Linked DNA regions of Homo sapiens: region 1 is linked to region 2. Evidence: read pairs that join two places in POLR2A ChIA-PET (ENCODE). Cell type or tissue: A673. All regions are shown on one strand.

Evidence for each region. Peaks named below come from ENCODE experiments on the same cell type or tissue, not always from the same donor. Only the 100,000 strongest peaks of a DNase experiment are listed, where the experiment ranks them.
Region 1: POLR2A ChIA-PET joins it to region 2 with 6 read pairs; 2 of 35 experiments call an interaction of 5 or more read pairs at or near these places.

The regions. Positions count from the first base shown.
Region 1 is chr15:73,316,634-73,320,633 of GRCh38, reverse strand. HCN4 (hyperpolarization activated cyclic nucleotide gated potassium channel 4) reads left to right here. Exons shown (of 8, transcript NM_005477.3): 8 at 1-775. Among named protein-coding and RNA genes, the nearest start is that of MIR12135, 19 kb to the right of the region's middle. RefSeq lists a silencer at 1,614-1,663. In A673, no CTCF peak of the experiment used is centred here; a DNase peak (open chromatin) is centred at 1,713.
Region 2 is chr15:73,034,725-73,038,724 of GRCh38, reverse strand. No RefSeq gene overlaps it. Among named protein-coding and RNA genes, the nearest start is that of NEO1, 16 kb to the left of the region's middle. In A673, no CTCF peak of the experiment used is centred here; no DNase peak of the experiment used is centred here.

The DNA of each region.
Region 1 (4,000 bases), 280 kb before region 2:
CCAGATTGCGGGAACGAGAAAGCAGCTCAGATGCCTTTGGAGGCACCATCCTCCCTCCTCCCAGATGGGATCTTGCCAGAGCCAAGGTCAGGGGTCTGCCCCTGCCTATAGGGCCAGAGCAGGTATGGCTGCAATCCCCAAGTAATGAGAAGGGCTGGTCCCACATTATCCATCCAGAACCTTCCATGCTCCAAGCCAGAATGTTGGCAAGATCGGGTTTTGCCTTGAGCTATCCTGGGATGTGAGACAAACCGATTTCTCCATAGATGGGCTGCAGGGAGTGGGAGGCAGTACTCCAGGAGAGAAGTGGGTGAAGGTTCCTGGGATCTTAGGTAAAGACTAGACGCCGCCTAGTACTGGTCTCTACTGTGCTGGCTCAGGAGTTCTGAGAACTGGAAGGACTTAGCCTCAACCTGAGTTCTGCACACACCCCTTCCCCTTAAGGAAGGCAGCTCTGAGAGGCAGCAGGACTTGATCCAAACCCACAGTCTTGTCCTGGAGGCAGCAGGGGTGAAGGTGGAGGGTCCAGGGCCATGAGGAGCCCCCTTGCCATCAGAGCCTGGCCTAACCACCCTCTTCTCTACTTACACACACATGCATTTTATAATAGCTCTGACCCAACCTGGCCACTCTGCAGAGACTGGGACAGACAGGTGCAGGCAATGGGCCCTCCCACACCCAGTCACCTACAAGGAATTTTCAAATCCACTTTTAAAACAGAAACCGGTAAATGCGCCGTATTGTATATTTTATTTAAATAAAAAAAATTCCAGCAGATGCTACCTTCTTCTAGGGGCCAGGGATAGGGGTGGGGGTGAGGTCATTGGGAAATCCTGGAGTCTTGGGAACTCGGGTGTGGAAGGCAGGGGACATGGCCCAGAGGGCACTTGTGTATGTGCAAACCTATGCCTGCAAGAGCATGGAGCTGTGTTCTGTGCATAGAGGTGTGCACGGGGGATGTGCAAGGCCTGGCTATGGACACAGGTGTGCACGTGCTTATGGACTGGTGAGAATCATTGAGGAGGGTGAGAGCGAGTGGGCATGTGTGCTTTGCTAGTGGAGGGGAGAAACGCAGGAGTGGGGGAGGTGTGAGACCCTTCCCACCCCCTACTGCCAGGGCTGGCTGAGGAGGAGGGTGGTGAATGTGCACCTGGGCTCCATCCAGCTAGATAGAGGGGGATGCCGTCTTAGGTAAGCTCTCAGAAGTGGGAGGGTGGCTGGAGACACAAGGTGACTGGGCAAGGGGGAGGGCATCAGAGGGTGGCCGAGGGGTGGGGGAACAGCGCTGGGCTCCTGTGTGGGTTGGTGGGGGCCCGAGGGCAGAGGCAGCATGTGGGGCCTCTGGAAGGAGGCAGGGCACGGACTTCCCACTGCTGTGCCTGTTCGGGGCTAGGCCTGGTCCCCGGGTGACCCCCTTCCCCACCCCTGTCTCCAGAGGGTTCCTCCGGGCCCTGGGACTTCGCGGGGTCGGGCAGAGGCCCCCTCCTGGGGTGGCGACGGGCGACTGGAAAAACCAAGTCCTCGCGGCTCCCGCCGGTATAGGGAGTGCCGTGTCTCCCGCCCTAGGAGGGGAAAGTCCTCGGAAAAGGGCAGGAAACCCAGCCGTTCCCCATCACCGCTTGCCAGGGGATGCTGTTTCCATGGCAACTGGCCGGGGAGTCCCGTTGCTAAGGAGGCAGCTCAGCGGGCCCTGGCGTCCCCATGACAACTGCCCCCTGCGGCCAGGCGTTGGTGCTTCCTTGGGGACCCCCGGAGCGGCAGAGGCAGGGCGCGGCCCTGTGCTGCGATCACCTCCCCCGCGTCTGAATGGCTGAGGCCTGGCCTCTGGGGCTGTGGGGAAGCAGTGGGGACAGGCCCCGCTGAGAGGAAGCCTGTGTGGGTGGGGCATTCGCTGCGGGGTCCTCAGTCACTGTCTCCTCTGTTCCCTGATGCGGGAAGGACAGCTAGTAAGTACCTCCTGTGCGGTAGGCCCTGGGTCTTTCCTTTGCTGTCATCTGCCCAACCACCCCAGAGGTCAGAATTTCCCTCAGTTACAGTGAGCCAAAGGGAAAGGGGCTCAGAGAGGCAGGAATTTGCCAGCCCTGTCAGCTAGAAGAAAGGAGCGGGGCTGCACACCCAGGTGCCGGGGACTCAATCTGGTCTCGTCCCACTAGAGCCTTAGCAAGGGCTGGCGGTAGGAGCTGTCTGTCCCTGGTGCAGGCAACAAAGGGTGTGTTAACTGTAGAGAATTTTAAAAAGACGGTAAAAGTGACTAAATGTCAGTTTGCTTCCTCTGATCACCATGTACCAGCAATTCAGACAGTGTCAGTGATAGAATGCTCCCAGCACAGGGGCAGACAGCTCCTCCACCCCACCATGAGCACCCTATGCGTCAGCCCCAAGGGACACCTGCTGTGCTCGTGCTGCTGGCGCTGTGGGAAGGCCTGAAGGCACTTTTTCTCCCTAGTGGGGCTAAACCCGACTGGGATTTTTAAGGGACAATTGAAAGATGCGTAAGATCCCTACCTGGACTCCACGTCTCTTCCCAGCCGCTACTCCTCACTCTTCCCACCGGAGAGCTGTGTCCCCTCCCTGTCCTCATTTCCTCCTCCACCGCATGGCTCTGACAATTTCTGATGAATTCACCTGCCCACATTGTGAAATCCAGGGCCTCCTTCCCAGCCGGCGTCCTGCTGTCCTCTTAGCAGGGTGTGACCTCCTCCACCAGGCCCTCCTCAGCACATGGGACCCCATCCTCTGCTCACTGCTTCACCTTTCTCAAGCTCAGCCTCAGCTTGAAGGGCTCTTCTTTCTCCCAAAAGGTTGGTGCTCCCTGGGCCTCTGGCCTTGTCCCCCGTCTTCTCACTCCAGATGCACTTCCTGGGGTTAACCTCACCTAGGCCTGTGGCTTCCCCAGCCTGGAAGCAAAAGCTTCCCAGAGTTCCCCTACCCCAATTCAGGCCCCCGCATGCCCTGAGCCTCGGCCTGGGCAGCTGCTCCAGGGTCCCTCATTCTCTTCTGACTGACCACGGCCCTTTTATTCTTTCTTGGGTTTGCAGCTTCCAGTGCACTACAAAGCATGCCTTCTCCTCCACCTGCACCCCTTGTTGATTTTGCTGCTTTAATTTTCTTTCTCTTGAGGGTGGAATATTTCGTACCTACTGAAGAGATACATTATGTAAATCAGATATAAAAAATAATATCAACAGCTATGTACCAATCACTCAGTTTAAGGAATGGAACATAAGGAATGGAGCATAAGGAATACCTTTGAAGGCATCTATGCTGTTGCCCAAGTGTGTCCCTCTCCCTCCCTCCAAGGAAAACCTCTCACCTGAATTTTATCATTACTTTTCATGATACTCTTTCTATAGAAACAAATGACTCTAAAGAATGTATTCAGTTGCACACCAAGGTGGGGAGTGGAGATTGGAAGTAGCTGCCTTTGTGGCAAGAATTTTTATCAATAATATTGTCCAGAATTGCTGATGTATGGTGACAATAAAAATCAGATTTTGGTCAGTTTTATTATTCTTTTCTTTACAAACAGTGGGCCTTTTTATTACCTGCATTAGGGGTGGGCCATACCCACCATCTTCATACACCACTGAATATATTTGTAATTTTAAAACTTTGCATAAATGGTATGCTGCATGCATTCTTTAATAATTTGGGTTTTTTTCATTCAATACTGTAATTTTGAGATCCTGTCAATGCATGGATAGTTCGTTTTCATTGCTGTATAGCATTCCAGTATATGAATCGTCCACCATTTACATATGTGTTCTTCCGAACATAGACATTTCAGTCAGTTTTCATTCCTGTGATTAACAGGACTGCTGCGACAAATGTTCTTGTTTGTGGCTCCTGAAAAACATGGTAAGAGGATCTCTAGGCTCTGTATCTAGGAGTGGAATAACTGACTCACAGAGTAAATTAATCTTCACTTTACAAGATAATGCCAAGCTGTTTTAAGTGGTTCTAACAATTTCCACTCCCACCTGCAGAGTATGAGAATTGC
Region 2 (4,000 bases):
CTAATTCCTGGAGGTGATAAATAATTAATTTGTATGTTACACTGGTCAGATCAGTTCAGCAGGGAGTTAAGAGAGGGAAGGATATAATACAGTGGTTTAGGTTATCTTGGTCCCGTTCTCTTCACCCCTCACCTAGATGATGCAAGCCACCCTTCCCCAACTGGATTGAGGTCCTAAGTAGCCCCAGTTACAATGTGACTACACTTTCTCAAAGTACGTGTCTGAGCAGCAGAAAGTTAGTTTTGTGGCCTCTGGATGAAGTGAGGGGGAAAAGAGACCAGATTGATAGGCTTTGACAATAACATTCTCCTTTTCTAAAACATGCCCTGCAGTGCTGTCTTCAGGGCTGTCAGCGTGTACATTTTGCCACTAAAGACAGTGAAAGAAGTAAAAGGATCACTTCAGGGAACTGACATTCCAAAAGGAACATCCATCCTGTCACCTCCCAGCACTCTCCGGGAACTGATGGTCAAAATCAGAGTTCCCAGGCATGTGACATTGAGGGGCACTGATCCCAGATGAAGACAGTGTCAAAGATCATCACGTTTCCCTGACTGCTATGCCGCCAAGAATGTCAAGATCTGTACGTCTGCTTTCAGGACATGGATTTACCATTTTGGATAGTTTTTAGTCTCTTACTGACACCTTAGAAATCAAATTACTCTGCTAGTGCCAGAGGCCTTAGCTCACTGATGGAGCTACTAAATCAAGACTAATTGAGCTAACAAATATGCTTGAATAGTGCTTCCTTGAGAAAATGCAACCTTCAGAAGACTTGACATTTACTTCTGACTTGGCCAGACTTATTGACAATTTTCTGAGACTGCTTTTGATTTATATTGATTGAAAGAAATACGGAATGAATTTTAAGATTTCAAATAAACCTTTTCCCTGATTCAAACACCAATAGAAACACTAAATGGAAATTTATAAGTAGAACATGAGTCTAACCCAAGTCAGTAACAATTGAAAGCTTTTATTGCCTGACAGCAGCTTTCAGACCTATAGGAAATGGTTGGAGGGGTTTGGTGCCGTTCATAATGGGCCAAGTGTCAAGGTCACAGATGCCTTCCAGAAATTATTACAGTTGTTTGGCTACTGTGTTGGCAGTATCAGCAGGACAACTAAGAAGTAGAATGTTACCAACAGCACACATTTCTTTCTTAGTCCTAGATGTGGTGCTTTGAAGACAGAAATGAAGTTGAGGAAAAATAACTTTTACTGTTTCTGCCAACTTGACATAACTTCAAAACTGTCAGTTTAGCTATTTTAATCACAATGAAACAAATATTAAGGAAAAAATTAGAATGTGCTTTTAATAAGTGGATTGTAACTTTTTGTCTTGATGTTTTCAGGGTTTTTTGTTTGTTTGTTGTCTGTTTTGAGACAGGATCTCACTCTGTTGCCCAGGCTGGAGTGCAGTGGCACAATCACAACTCATTGCAGCCTCTACCTCCCAGGGTCAAGTGATCTTCCCACCTCAGCTTCTTAAGTATCTAGGACTACAGGTGCGTGCTACCATGCCCCACTAATTTTTTACTTTTTGTAGAGATGAGGTCTCTCCATGTTGCCCAGCCTGGTCTCAAGCTCCTGGGCTCAAGCGATTCTCCTGCCCCGGCCTCCCAAAGTGCTAGGATTACAGGCCCGAGCCACCACACCCAGCCAGATTGTAAAGTTAATGGCAAGAAGGAAATATTTTAACATAATGCAATGTGATACAATACAACAAATCCACCAGAACTGTGTAACAGCCCAGAGAGAGAAGAAATTTTCCTGAAGACTGACAGGCAGCATGCTGATATGCTAAACAGACTGATATTTTAATCAATGCCCTAAAATAAGGACACTAAAATAAGCTCAAAAGATATTGAGATTTTCTTTTAAATGAATTATTCATAGGCCAAATAGCAAATTAAAAATAACATTATTGGCCAAAAACTCTGAAAGAAAAAGTAACCACGGTTAGTACAGTCAGCTGTAACTCAGAAGAACTGGACTCTTCTTTTTTGTTACTAGCTTTATCACTCACTCACTAGTTTCTTTCATAGTTTATCCAAAAACTCCTGTGTCTATATACATCGGATGACAGAGATACTTTATCAACTATGAATAATGATATGGAGCTAATCAACATGGAAAATAACCTGTGAACCACACGATTCATTTTTCTTCTTCTGACTTTGATAGAATAAGAGAACATGATTATCTTCTAGGAGGTCAGCTCTGAATATCCCCAGCTTCCTTGTTTAGCTTTTATAAACTATGAATTTTCCTATGCCCCAAGAGAGTAATTCTCCTGAAGCACAGCTTGAAGAGGCAGCGTGGTTAGATTAGGAGGGAAAAACCTTGTAATTGGAGTTTGGATTCCAGATCTACCCTGGTTGAGCTTATTTATTACTACTTCATTCGTTTCCAATGTAGATAGACTCTGAGTAGCATCGAGGCACAAGGGGCAGCTCCATTGGGTTACAGGTAGAGCTGAGCTACTGATTCCCTCAAGCCTTGCACTGGTTGAGTGGGGCCTGGGATAGCTGGAGTCCCCAGGCCTCTTGGCCACAAGCAGACTCCATACTATGCTTGACCCCTAATATACTATTAAAAATAATATTAGTTTCTATGAGATCCGTGATATTGCAAACACTAAGTTGTCTCACATTGGCATTTCCCAGTCTGGAAATACAAAGGCTGAAATAGGATCAAAGCTTTAAAAAGCCTGGTGAACACAGTGACAACTTGCCCCTTTGGGTTTTCTATACTTTTCTCACTTTCCTCCTCTATGCATCATAGTTTTCCTCATTGCCATCACAGAAATTATTCTAAACACATGCCCTCCTGAAATCCCACCAGTGTTGCCTATTGTCTACAGAGAAATGTCTAAACATGGCCTATGAGGTTTGACTTTCTCTAGCTTGCACCTATTTCTCTGGGCTCATCTCTTATCACTGCCACTCAAACCCCCGCAGCAATATCACACGGCTTCTAGCTCCTTGGATACCCTGTGCTTTGTCATGCCTCCATGCTTTGCTCAAGCTGTGCCTTCTGATTAGAATGCACATGCCTGGTAAATTGCAATCTTTCTTTCATATTTCAACTGCTCCCTCCTTTTTGATTACCTGTCCACCTTGAACATACTTCTGTGATTTCACTTATTGAGGTATTATGATTTGCAAGTCTGACTCCCCCACCAGGACGGGGACCATGCCTTATTTGTCTCAGTAACTCTGAGGGCTGGCACCATAGGCAGTGGTATAATGTTTGCTGGGCAGATGGACACACTGACAGATGGTTGAATGGATGGATGAATTCAAGTTAATGTGGTCTTGTTCACCAAATCTCAAAACTCTGGCACAAGAGCTTTGTGAATAAAAAGATGTACGATTTTACATAATGCACACTTGTTTGGTACTTGGCATGCCACAATTTATCCTTTTATGTTAATCTCCTGTTTCTCCAAGAATATCATAAATTATCAGTACCAGTGAGGTATGCTATAGTTGGTGCAAGACTTGATTCTTCTCAGACTTTGTATTGCAAATATCTGGTCTCTAAAACAAGTCCAGCCACCTATCGCACCAGGGTTCTTCTTGGGAACAGCATTTTAAAAATAGGTGGCTGGTTATAACTGTGTGGAGATTAAGAATTGTTAGCAAGGCCAAAGGACTGCCCTCCTCTAATTTCTGGGGCATTCATATGAATTAGTAAGAACTTTCTCTTATCTTTACTTCTGAATGCAGAGTTTGGCTGAGCACAGTAAATAGAGGGACACTCAAATGGCTCAGTTTCCTCCCTAATTCAAAGCCTCATCTCTGGATAAAATAATGGAGTTTAATTTAAGTATTTAGATTTTTTAAAGTGATTGCCAAAAGAAAAGTGGTTGTTACACAAAAGAAAATTATCAGAACAAAACAGCCTTCTCAAACTGAGCCAGACTTCTCTTTCTTCTTTATTCTTTTCCTCCCAACACCGGGATACAAGAACTATGGTAATTATTGATAGTCTT